2 separate regions of the Homo sapiens genome follow, and region 1 is linked to region 2. The links are chromatin loops, found by intact Hi-C in ENCODE. Cell type or tissue: uterus. All regions are shown on one strand.

The links. Hi-C counts contacts between places; a loop is a spot of excess contacts. Peaks named below come from ENCODE experiments on the same cell type or tissue, not always from the same donor. Only the 100,000 strongest peaks of a DNase experiment are listed, where the experiment ranks them.
Region 1: a loop joins it to region 2, with 4 times the contacts of the local background. A loop is called at or near these places in 9 of 110 quality-filtered maps.

What each region holds. Positions count from the first base shown.
Region 1 is chr10:71,620,002-71,622,501 of GRCh38, reverse strand. The region is part of intron 11 of CDH23 (cadherin related 23); the gene reads right to left. Among named protein-coding and RNA genes, the nearest start is that of C10orf105, 99 kb to the left of the region's middle. RefSeq lists an enhancer at 1-294. In uterus, no CTCF peak of the experiment used is centred here; DNase peaks (open chromatin) are centred at 161 and 1,131; H3K27ac peaks cover 2,073 bases.
Region 2 is chr10:71,302,529-71,305,028 of GRCh38, reverse strand. UNC5B (unc-5 netrin receptor B) reads right to left here. Exons shown (of 17, transcript NM_170744.5): 17 at 2,165-2,500. Among named protein-coding and RNA genes, the nearest start is that of SLC29A3, 15 kb to the left of the region's middle. RefSeq lists an enhancer at 589-1,089. In uterus, a CTCF peak has its summit at 1,545 (motif pointing left); no DNase peak of the experiment used is centred here.

The sequences.
Region 1 (2,500 bases), 320 kb before region 2:
GTCTGACTCTTCGGAGGGGGATGCCACACAGAGGTAATCCACTGGCGCCTAAGTGGAGGAACGTTTTCTAGGACAACTGAACAGAAAATTCCAACCCGCGCAACAAACTGTCCCCATGCAGAAGGGAAAACAGGACTGCCAGTGGCTGACTCAGCTTCCAGGCATGTTAATGAGGTGAGGCAGGGGAGGGCTGCAGGCAAGGCCAGGAGAGGAAAAGTTGACCCAAGTGGAGAAAATACAAAGAATATGTTGGGGGCAAGGGCGGCACAGGGGGTTTAAGGATATATACATTATAGGACTCCAGGTGGGTGAGTGAGTTGCCGATTCACCGTGGCTCCCCAGAACACCAAGGAAGACACAAGAAAACGCCCAGCCACCAGGTGCAGGGGAATGAGGCTGCCACAACCTTTAATTTGAAACTCAGAGATGAGCTCCCAACACCAAGGCTGACTTCTGGGGCTTCTGCCTTTTGGATTTTTTTTTTTCTGATTTGCATCACAACCAGCTATTTGCATCTCAACTGTCACAAGGTACAAATGGGTTGTTGCTGGTTTCAGCCCACCCTGTCCTTTCCTTCCCTGGTGTCTGTGGGTTTTCTATAGCCAGGCAAAGGAAAAGAAATTACTCAGTGAGACTTGACAATGTGAATGGAGTCCTTGGGAGACAGAAAGGACTGCTTTCAAGCACCTTTGTTGTTGTGAATGGTCTAGCAGAGTCTGAGACTCAGTGAGAGACTGAGCAGAATCTTCGATCTGGTGGCGGCAGTGAATTCGATTAGCATCCTCATTAGGAGAGACTGCCACAGAGTTCCTATGGAGAGGTTACACTGCTTCTTCCTTCCCTTTCTGTTTTGCATCAGCTCCCTCGACTGCCCCGCAGAGGATTTCTGAGGTCATCCTTGCTACACAAACTCAGCCAGACCTGGTTTGGAAAAAGCCCTGGGCCATCTCGCTGATACTTGGGCATTTAACCATGCATTAACTCAACCAATGCTCATTTCCAGAGTGCCATCAACGTTCCAGGCAGAGCATGAGGGCCTGGATTACACTGGTGAGCCAAACTAAGCATGCCCCACCCCCGTGCACCATTCAGTGCAATCAGGAGTTAGATTTAGTGGGATCCTCACACTAATCGTGGGCATGTGAGAGTCACGTGGCTCCACAGAGCCTGGGACAGAGGGTTCTGACTGCTCTGCTGGCTCCCTTCCCTTCAGAGAATTTACTCAACGAACACATTTTCCTGCCACACCAAGCAAATCCAGAGTCACCTTCAACCCAGACACAAATCCCAACAGATGTATTTTTTCCTCAGAAATGGACTGGCAAGAAACAACACTTTTCTAAAAATCTTTTCTCTAACAGTTGCCTGATTTCTCTTTGTGGTTCCCTGATTTTTCTGGCTCTGGACACTCAGGCAATGTTTAACTGCTTTTGCAGTCCTTCTTTTGCTCCTGTTGACAATGTGGCTAAATGCTACACGGGGGTCCCTGGGCCTGATCCTCCATCATGATGGGGCCTCCCCTATATCCAAGACTGGTCCTCTGATGCATTCACCCGGCCAGCTCCGGATTCCTCCAGAGAAGAACATGAGATACACGAGAGCAGGGCTGGGCCGAAAGCAACTCATCCCTCCCTCTTATTGAGGAATGAGCCCGGTGCCACATGAGGGATGGTTTGGGGGCCGCCCCATCTGGAGGCTGGAAAATGGCCAAGGTGACCTCAGGGTTGGGTGGCCTGGGCTCCTGGGCTGCCTCTCCTCATTGGCTCTGTCTCTGCAAGTTATTGTGCCCTGGAGAAGAGGAGGCCAGGCCTGCACTGTCAGAGACACTGACCAGCTCCCTTGGGAAAACAGCCATGGAGAGCAGGGAATGGTCCCTGGTGGGGTTGGGTGCCCTGACTGCAGCGGGTGTGCCAATGGCTGAGCCTGGGTGGGGGGCGGTCACTAGAGGCGGGTTGGACCCAGATACTCCTGGGCATTCCTGCAGACATTTCAGAAAGTGCTTCTAGCAAAGGCAGCCTGAGATAAAATCGGAGGTGTCAGGGTTACATTGCCCCCAACCAGTTGGGGTGAGCAGTCCTGGGGGGTTCCGGCCTTACATCTGGTGGCACTCGCTGGACTCAGGCCTGGTCAGGAGCTGCGGCTCCTGAATGATGACAACGGCTAACGTACTGGGCGCTGTGCCACGCCCTGTACATGCCTCCTTCTCTGTGGCAGAGACAACTACTCGGCACCTTCCCCACGCTTCCTGGCCTGCTGGTGGTGAGGTGGGGGCACATAACTAGTTCTGGCCAATAGTCATTGGGTAGAAGTCACGGAGCCACTTCTGGGATGAAGCACAGAAGAGCTGGTACTTAGCCTTCCAGCTGCCTCTTCCCTGCTGCAGGGACCGAGGGACCTGCAGATCATGCTCCTCAGCCACTACACGGGGTAGGGTTTCCCTGTCCACCTGTGCTAGCCTAGTCGTCCACGTGAGAAATCAACTTTTATGTGGGGCCTAACT
Region 2 (2,500 bases):
GGAAGGAGGGAAATCTACTTTTCACCGATTCTGTTGTACCTCTTGATTTTTTTTTTTTAAACGGTAGGCATGTGTCATTTTCAATTAAAATGGACAAAGGTTTTGAAAATTTGCTGGGCAGTACTGTGTCTGACCTCAAGCTGTCAGCTGCAGTTGGAGTGGATTTCCTCTTCTTAGGGTCCCTAGTGGAGAAGGGGGTACACTTTTATGAGTGACAGGCCTGCAGTGTGCTGGCTGTGCCAGGCTGGCCAGTTGGGAGGGTCTTGTGCCACTGGCTCTGACCCCTCACTGGGCACCCGCACAGCCCCAGGCTGCAACCAGCCCCTTTGCTGCCTTCTCCTGGTTGTCCCTCAACCATCCCCTGGGCTTGGCACAGAAAGTAGGGTTCAAGGGGTGCAGCTGTCACACTCCTGCCTAGAGCCAGGACCCCCCACCCCACACCCTGCCAATTACAGAATTACACCAGCCAGAGGGCTCTCACAGGGTAGCAGATCTATGCCCCACATTTCACAGATGGAGAAACTGAGGCTCAGGGAAGGATAGTGACTCCACAGCATCAGGGCTGGGACCCAGGACCCCTACCTTCAGCACCAGAGCTCTTTGCACCCCACCTGCTGCCCAACCTGGTTTTAGTTGAGATTCCAAGGGACAGTGGCAGGTAGAGAATGAAGTTTAAATGGGTCGCCTTGACTCCTGGGGGACCCCAGACTGTCTGCCTGCTTGTAGGGGCTACTTGCATGAAATAGCTGCCCCACACCTGGCTCTGCCCACCCCTTAGCTGGGCTGCTGCCCGCCTCCTGTATCCCTCCCTTCACCCCCCATCCTCATGAAGCTGTCCCTTTCCTCTTCTTCTCCCTTATAAATCCTTACCCCCAAATCATCTCTGCTAGGAAGGTCATGCTGAATGTGACCGCTCCAGGTCTTCTGGGTCCCCAGGGAAAGATGATGATCTGAGCCTGGGGGTCTGCATGCAGGTGGGTGCCATTGTGCCCTGCCTGCCCCACCTCCTCCGCCAGAGGACAGACATGGGTTTTCTCTTGTCTCGGTAACTTTCAGTCTCAGACCCAGCCCACAGGTGCTCCCCATTCCCAGGAGGACAGCTAGGTGATACAGCCACATAGAACCCAGAGCCACAGGTCCCAGAAAGTCAGGGCTGGCAGGGCCTATAGGCACCACATAGTCAGGCTGTGAAAACAAGTTCCAAGGCCAAATCTATCTGGGATGTCTGTGTTAATATGAGACCAGCTGCTTCCTGCAGGGCTTTTCAGAGCCTTTAACATGCTGATTGGGCAACATGACTGTCCAAGATGGGGCCAGAGGGTGCTCTCACCCCAAACTTAAGACACCGCAGAATCTACTCATGGAGCAGGCAATCCATGCTGGGAAATTCTCAGGCCAGACTCAACTCATAAAGGGAAAGACTTGAGGTCCACAGGGTGGAGGGGACCAGCTGAAATGGGACCCTTGCCAGTCTTCTTACAGCACGTCTGTGCACGTGAGAACAAGGCACCCTCTCCTCAATAGCAAGGTACTGCTTTTATTAGCACAAGACCCTTTACTGCCATCTGCTGGAAATATCTCAGCAAATACACAAATCTACAACATACATGGGAATGGAGCCACCCTCCCCTTTAGATATGGTACTCTTGCCCAGTGCGTTACCTGCCCAACCATGCCTGGCAGCCTGGGGCGGAGTCATATGATCCCAACCTGCCCATCACTCCCTTTCAGCCTGCACAATAGTCATATATCCTAGGTGAGGTTTCTGAACTGACCTCACAGCCTCAGCACCCTTGGGGATACCCCCTTCTGAACTCCTCAGAGACGGACAGGGATGCTGGGGCTTCATCTCTGTGTCATCCCTCTCAACCATTACCTAGCCCCTGGCAGACTCACATGACAAACTCCTGAACAGATCCGGATGCACAAGGACCGGGATCCAGATGGACCACAGGCTCCTCCTTGCTGTGTGACTCTAGGGAAGTCCTTACCCCTCTCTGAACCAGTTTTCCCTTCTATAAAATGAGGCAGTTGGGCTTGCTCATCTCCTGGGGGTCAGATAGCTCTGAACTGACAGTGACACCTCCACCTTCCATGGAATTTTGAGAAGAGCAACGGAGTCATTCCCAATTACCAACAGGAAGACAGCCAAATGCAACCCGGATTTTATTAGACTAGGAAATATAATTTATTTCATAAAAATTAATTTTGTTACAATAGGAATGCTAAAGGTTATTTATAGGTTGCAGTTTACAGAATAAACAGAGGTGGGATTGGGGGCCATCCCTGGGGCCCTGCACCCCCCTCTCCCGGGCATATAACCATGTCCACAGACCTGGCAGGGGTCCAGCCCTTTGCCCCACCAAGAGCTCCCTGCACCAAAGCTCCTGGTCACCTCCCCTAAGGGACCCGGCTCAGCTGCCTAGGAGCTGGGGAATAGGGACCAGAGTGCCCTGGAGGGTCCAGGAGATGAGAAGGATCCCCTGCACCCTCAGGAGAA